2 separate regions of the Homo sapiens genome follow, and region 1 is linked to region 2. The links are chromatin contacts, found by Hi-C or POLR2A ChIA-PET in ENCODE. All regions are on one chromosome and are shown on one strand. Each heading gives the region's core, a stretch centred on a gene start or an enhancer-like site at or near the end of the contact. The rest is flanking DNA. Distances are from core to core; before and after follow the strand shown.

What was found. Hi-C counts contacts between places; a loop is a spot of excess contacts on that map. ChIA-PET counts read pairs that join two places held with the same protein, here RNA polymerase II (POLR2A). Pooled maps may share reads with other maps.
Region 1: a map of gastrocnemius medialis shows a loop between it and region 2 (6-fold over the local background). The contact joins the promoter of MFGE8 here to the enhancer-like site in region 2. A Hi-C loop is called at or near these places in 1 of 168 maps with a recorded cell type or tissue (gastrocnemius medialis) and 1 of 50 pooled maps. POLR2A ChIA-PET finds 5 or more read pairs at or near these places in 2 of 52 experiments (GM10248 and HEK293).

Annotation. Positions count from the first base shown.
Region 1 is chr15:88,911,413-88,915,049 of GRCh38, reverse strand. It overlaps MFGE8 (milk fat globule EGF and factor V/VIII domain containing), which reads left to right and starts at 1,671. Exons shown (of 8, transcript NM_005928.4): 1 at 1,671-1,803. The coding sequence starts at 1,731. RefSeq lists an enhancer at 1,930-2,461.
Region 2 is chr15:85,580,651-85,584,126 of GRCh38, reverse strand. It overlaps AKAP13 (A-kinase anchoring protein 13), which reads right to left. Exons shown (of 37, transcript NM_007200.5): 7 at 2,020-3,476. Among named protein-coding and RNA genes, the nearest start is that of LINC02883, 180 kb to the left of the region's middle. RefSeq lists a silencer at 2,455-2,749. Within about 2 kb of position 1,871, at least 33 of the 41 ENCODE cell types and tissues checked have a DNase peak (open chromatin) inside an H3K27ac peak, as active enhancers do; they include gastrocnemius medialis, where a contact is called at or near this core.

The DNA.
Region 1 (3,637 bases), core at 422-2,921, 3.3 Mb before region 2:
ATGAGCCACCACGCCCAGTACCCGCTTCTGAATATTTTAAGAAGGGCATCTTGCCAGTGGACTCTAGTCCCAACTTAGGTCTCAACACAGCTAGGAGGGGAGATGTGTGACTGTTCTATTTTGTTTGTTGGCTAGTCTGACTTAAATACTTATTAGTATTAGTATTGTTATTATTTTTTGAGACAGTCTCGCTCTGTTGCCCAGGCTGGAGTGCAGTGGTGCAATCGTGGCTCACTGCAGCCTCGACCTCTTGGGATCAAGCGATCTTCCCACCTCAGCCTCCTGAGTAGCTGGGACTACAGGCATGCGCCTGGAATATTTTTGTATTTCTTTTTTTGTAGAAACAGGGTTTTGCCATGTTGCCCAGGAAGGTCTCGAACTCTTGAGCTTAAGTGATATGCCTACCTCGGCCTCCCCAAGAGCTGGCATTACAGGCTTGAGTCACCACTCCCAGCCTGAAGCATTATTATTATTATTATTATTATTATTATTATTATTATTATTAGAGACAGAGTCTCACTGTGTCACCCAGGCTGGAGTGCAGTGGCATGATCTCGGCTCACTGGGACCTCTGCCGCCTGGGTTCAAGCGATTCTCCTGCCTCAGCCTCCCGAGTAGCTGGGATTACAGGCACCTGCCACTGCGCCCGGCTAATTTTTGTATTTTTAGTAGAGACGGGGTTTCACCATCTTGGCCAGGCTGGTCTTGAACTCCGACCTCAGGTGTTCCACGTGCCTCGGCCTCCCAAAGTGCTGGGATTACAGGTGTGAGCCACCGCACCCAGCCAAAACACTATTATTAAAATCACTTATTTGTAAACAGGTAATATTTGCACATGATAAGTACAAATCATTTAGTAAAAAGTCAACGGTGACAGGCTTGCTTTGTTTTATTCCCTTTCGGCAAACAGGTGCCCATTTCCTCGCATTTTGTCTATGGTGCCTTTCTTGCAACAAAGGCAGAGATGAATAGCTGCTACAGAGACTCAGGGCCTACATATCAGAGAACATTTTCTATTAGGCCCTTTACAGAAACCTTCGCTGATTTTTTTTTTTTAGTATTTTACCATTTCAGACAATGTTGCTATGCTATCTTTGTATATCTGTCATTTTGCACATGGGAGTTTCTGTAGAATGAATCTCTCTATGTGGAAATGCTAGGTCTTAAGGTGTCAGCATTTGTCGTTTTGATAGGTGTTACCAAATAGCCCTCTAGGGAAGTTGAACTAATTTATACTGTCTTCAGCGAAGCATGCTTGGACCTGTTCCCCACAGCCTCCACTAACCTTGTTAACATCTTGATACTTGCCGATCCGAGAAGGGAAACACGATGCTCATTGTAGTTTTAATTTGCATCTATCTGATTATGAATAAAGAGTTAGCATCTTTTCAAGTCTAAAAATCTTAAAAACAAAACTCCTGAACTTTTCCCGCCCAACAGACTCAAGACTCGTGACCCGGCCGTTGGCACGACGCGGGACGCCGGTGTGGCAGTGGCGGAAGAGGCAGATATCGCGGACCACCCCCGCGCCCCCCAATTCCTTTCAACCAATTCCCTCCCAGCCGCGGAGCCCCGCCCCCAGTCCGCCTCTGGCCAGCTTGGGCGGAGCGCACGGCCAGTGGGAGGTGCTGAGCCGCCTGATTTATTCCGGTCCCAGAGGAGAAGGCGCCAGAACCCCGCGGGGTCTGAGCAGCCCAGCGTGCCCATTCCAGCGCCCGCGTCCCCGCAGCATGCCGCGCCCCCGCCTGCTGGCCGCGCTGTGCGGCGCGCTGCTCTGCGCCCCCAGCCTCCTCGTCGCCCTGGGTGAGTGGATCGCGCCGCCCTCTGCCCCTCGCCCCTCCTCCCCGCGCCGCTCGGAAGTTTGCCCGGCGCCCGCCCTCCACCTCCACTGTTGACAAACTTAGACAAAGCCCCGGGGACCGGGCTGGGCAGAGGGGCGGCTTCTTCCGCTGCGCCCTGGCGGGACAGGGGGATGCGGCCCTGCTGTCTCTGCGCTGGGGCTTTTGGGCTGGGACTCGGGACATCGGGTGACAGCCCTGCCGCCCCCAGGGATGCGGCTTACAGATAATGACAAAGGAATCCGCTGTGTCGGGCCTCTCTTTTCCCTGGTGAAAAATGAGGCCAGGGAACTGCGTTTGACTTTCGAACCCCTTCCACCTGGGAGATTCTAGGACTCTAGTATGGATAAGTCTTGTCTGGATAACTTTGTCCTGGCCATCTCCCTGCCAACTCCAGTTGGCTGGACAGTTCATTGGATTTTTGCGCTCCCAATTGTCCGTGCCTGGTCACATAAGGGAAGGGCCGGGGAGTCGGTGCAATGGACGCAGGCCGTAAGTGGGGCCCGGGAGGGGACCCAGAGGCTTCGAGGAGCTTGGAAGAGGGCTGCCTGCTGATGGGAGTCTCCTGACTCCCTCCCTCCCGCGGCCTTGGCCGGCTGCTGTATCTTCCCCGGTCCTCCTCCGCCTCCCAGGAGGCCTCCGGAGGCCAGCTGGGCCCCTTGCAGGCTGGACTTGCGGATGCCCCGTGCCATTCACCGTGGAGCGCTGGGAGGGAGTCAGGGCCAGGACTCTTTAGGTGGCCCCTCCATCATTTTCTCATAGAAATGGGATTGACTGAAGCAAGGTAGGTAACAGCTGAGCCCCAGCCCTATGTCCTGTGATCTGCCTGACCCTCGGGGCTAGAGCTTCCAGAGTGCTCCAAGCTCCCAGGAACTTGGGAGCTCCTGGCCCTCCCCGGCCACCATGAAAGACAGCTGGATCTTCTTAGCCCCTTTCTACTCTTCCCTGTACCCCCCAACCTGAACTCTGGCCAAATGTTACTGGAAAGTCCCCGAAAGAGCAGGACTCTGAAGTCCCAAAGATGTTTTTATACAGGGTGATGTGGCCTTTTCCAGAAGGAGGAAACACCATACCTATCTTACACACAGGTAACGTGGCTGGGTAGAGTACACCTTTCCCTTTCCCTTTTTCCCACTGGACCGTTTTGCCCTGGAGCAGTGTAGGGAGAGGGCCGGTGCAGTTGGGAGGGAAGAGTCCATTCCCAACCCAAGCCTCTGTCTGTGTCAATGCTCGCCCCCGCCTGCCAGGTCAGAGGAAGGATTACCTGCTATTTAAAGCCAATGACTAATAGCTCCTTGGGAGCCACTTTAAGCTCCTGAGGCCCCTGGAGGGGGAGCTCTGAGGGCAGATCGCTCATTAATGGTGTTGTTGCCTTCCCTGGAGTGGGATGAAGGGGCTTTGAGATTTCAGGAGGACTCTCCAGCCTTAGATGGGTGACTCTGAGGGGGAGGCAAAAAGGTTTTTTTTTTTTTCTTTTTTCTTTTTGAGATGGAATCTTGCTGTGTCGCCCAGGCTGGAGTGCAGTGGCGCGGTCTTGGCTCACTACAAGCTTCGCCCGCTGGGTTCATGCCATTCTCTTTCCTCAGCCTCCCAAGTAGCTGGGACTACAGGCACCTGCCACCACGCCCGGCCCGGCTAATTTTTTGTATTTTTAGTAGAGACGGGGTTTCACCGTGTTAGCCAGGATGATCTGGATCTCCTGACCTCATGATCCTCCCACCTCGGCCTCCCAAAGTGCTGGGATTACAGGTGTGAGCCACCATGCCCGGCCAAGGCAAAAAGATGTCTCATGTCTTGCT
Region 2 (3,476 bases), core at 622-3,121:
CTTGATAGAAAATACCCTTTGGCTCTGAGATCACACTCAGGTGCTTTTTCTCTAAAGTAATGTGACCAGGGATTTTCCCAATCCTGGCCATTTTCTGAAGAAAGTACCAATTTCTTCATGACTGGCTACTTTCTCTGTAGTCTGAGACCATCAATACAGAGTTCCTCTGCAGTTTGAGACCATGAGTATGACTCCTTTTGGTAACAGGACAAGTAACTCACCTACACAAAATTTACCAACCTCAAGCCCATATATACTGCTGAAAGTCCATACATTTTTCTTCCTTCTCAAAACCTCAAAATCCTAAACATCCGTCATTTCTCACCATCTTTACTATATGTGCTAATAAAAATCAAAGTCTGAAATTCTCCCTGGTTTTTACTTTTTCTCATAGGATACTACAGACACAATCCCCACAGAGTTCACACTTGCTTGAGTCAAATTCTGACCACTGAGCCAGAAAGAGAAATAATTCCGGCCCATGTGGCCAAGGACGCAGCACCGAAATGAAAAGAACATCACCAGGCATCAGCTTACAGCCACTCCCATTCTTCTGAAATGCCAACCTGCCAGGGCCCCCAAAATAGACTTGTTGTTGTGGCTTTTTTTAAAAATTAGAGACCTCATTTAAATCCTGAGACAACAGCCAGCAAGTATCTATCACTAACAATCCAAAACATTAATAAAACTAAAAAGCTAAAGTCATCAAAAATTCTACCTCGGATTCCTTAAATCCCTCAACTGGGGAGGAAAAAGATTATAAACGGCTAAAAGCCCTTTACCAGGGAAAATAACCACTGTATTTAAATTGCGCTTCTTCCAAAGCAACTTCTTTTGCTCCATTGATTCATTTCTCTCCATAACCCTCCCCCACATTCTTAATACATATGTGTAAAGGGATTTTCAAAAATTGAAAAGAACAGCAAAAATAAACAATAAAGACAAAACAGGCTGCTTCTTACCTACAAAAGCCTAGGGGCAAGCATGGAGATAGGTCTTCTGTCTACAGCTGGTAACAGGTGGTGGTATAGAAGTGTGCATCAAACTGACCTTTAAAGACTTCAGGAGCCAAGATCGTGTCCGACTCCCGTTTCAGCTTCAGCCTCAACCCCCGTTAAGAAGTTTTATTCAGATAGTTTATTTCCACGGAGCAATAGCGGTTTCTCTTTGCTGCCTCGGAACATGGTTACCCACAGATGGAACAGGCTGCTGTGTGAGCAATCTGCTCAGTGCAGCTGCTTCACCAAGATAAAGCAGACACAAGGTCTGCCCTGTGACAGCAGCTCAGCAGACTGGGCTTGGGCGGAAATCCTGCATCCTATCCCCTGCACTGTGCAGGGTCTTGAATTCTCAGACTGCTGCCCAAAAGCAACAGGCAATGGAACTAGAGGTCCACTCCCCAAGCAGGAAAAGGAAGGAGTTCCCCGTCAACAACACCCCTAGCCCAAAAAAAACAAAAACAAACAAACAAAAAACCACCAATGACCTAATACCACCATTTTGGATGTTGGGAAGTCAGCTCAGAACAATACTTACAGCTGTTCATGAAACCACTCTGACTCTAAATTTGCTCAGAATACAGACTAGGATGATAGGGGAGGAAGGGAGTTTCAGGCTTGTAGATAAAACACAGCTTTTTGGCACTGTTTTCTATGGTACTAGAGAAAAGGATTAAGCCATGTGAATAAAAACATCTGCTAAATTCTTTCACCACTTTAGAGTACCTGTGATCTAGGCATTGTTTTCTAGGTTTGCAAAGTTGCAACCACTCCAGAATGAGACAGGAGTGTTTATAAGCTTAAGCAACCAAGCAGTAAGTCTACAATACAGGAAGCAAAATCTGTCCAACCCTGAGATGACGTGCCCCTCCTGATGGTGGTGACTATTAACTTGGCTACCTACCCAATGAGTGCAAGGCCTCAAAACAACAAAGATGCCTATATTTTTACCAGGACACCACAGTGACTCTTAAGGGAATCTGCTTCTCAGACTGTTAATTTTGTATTATGTTTTGCTTACCTGCTGCTGGCTCAGGCCCCTGGACAGGTAAAATGATCTTCTCTGGCTCCTCCCTTCCAGCAAAACATCCTGCAAGGCTCCCCGTGGCTTCCTCAGGAGTACTGCCCATTGGTAGGCTCTCCCCAGGTGGGAAAGTACTCACTTTTTCTGTAAAAGCACTCTCTAGTCCTTTAGTGAGAGGACCCAACTCAGGGCTGGACAGTGACATGTGACAGGCCTCCCCCTCAGTAAGCAGTGCTCCAGCGGCCTTGACTTGTTCGATGACAGCATCCACTATACGGCTGGCAGCCTCCTCTATCAAGTCTGCCCCCTTAGGCAGAGGTGCGTCCTGGGCAGAGACCATGCAAGGTAGAGAGGGAGTGCTCCTTTCCCTGCCTGAAGGCGGGGCTCGCATGACTTCCCTCACACCAGCTGGGGCCCCATCATCATGGGCTGAGAGCTCCATGTCTGTGGGGAGCTCCTTGGCAACAGGCTGCAGTAGGACAGGATGTGCTTCATCGTCTATTTGGGCTTCCTCAGCGTCACCCATGGTACAGCTGTGGTCTGCTCCCTCCAGCTTCCCTTTCTCCCAATCAAGAGGTATCATCTCTGGGGTTCCAACTCCCTGTGGGTCAGTCACAGCTTTGTCCTGTAGAGCCACTGGCAAACCTAGAACGGCATTCTTCTCTTGGCTCAACAAGACGTTTGGAATCAGGATGTCTTGGGTGTTGTGTGATATATTCTCTCTTCTGGGCTCAGCCATACCTTGTAGAGCATTAACCCCTGTAACATCCACCGTCACATCTCCACTCACCTCACAGGCACTAGTTTTTCCCTGGGATTGAGTGTTCTTCACTCCAACATCCAGAGGAGAAGGCTGACTGCAGTTAAGAGCATCGGACCCATCAGACCCATCTGGCAACAGACATGGCAACAGAGCGGAGCTGTTGTGCTCTGCCCCCAAGGCTTCCTGCCTTGACTCTGTGGCCAGACTTGCTCCTGGTGGCACCAGGCTCTGGGCAGCCCCACCTTGAGTCAGCAGTGAGACTTGTGGGGCCACTTCCTTGTTATGTTCAGTTTCTGCCTTAAGAAAGGCAGAGGATGCACCCGGTGAATTACTTAGCTGAAGTGCTTTGTCCTTGGCACAGTCAGCTGAGATTGATTTTTCATGAAATTGTTGAGTATCTTGTCCAGGAGGTGGTGTTCTCTGCTCTTCCTGCAAAGTTCCTGAAGAGAGAGCATTTTCCTTAATAGAGGAACAGGTCACCGCTTTATCCTTATCTTGTTCCTGAGCTGCAGAGCTTTCTGAAACCACCAGAAGTTTTCCTTCTTCAGTCAAAACTGAATCTAAAGCCAAAGTGGCCTTACCCACACTTTGCAGGGAAGAGTCAGTGTTCCCCTTGATATTCAGAGCTTCTGGGATTGCTGGAGGGGCGGGACCCTCATGCTCTCCACCAAGTCCTGTGAGACTGGTATTC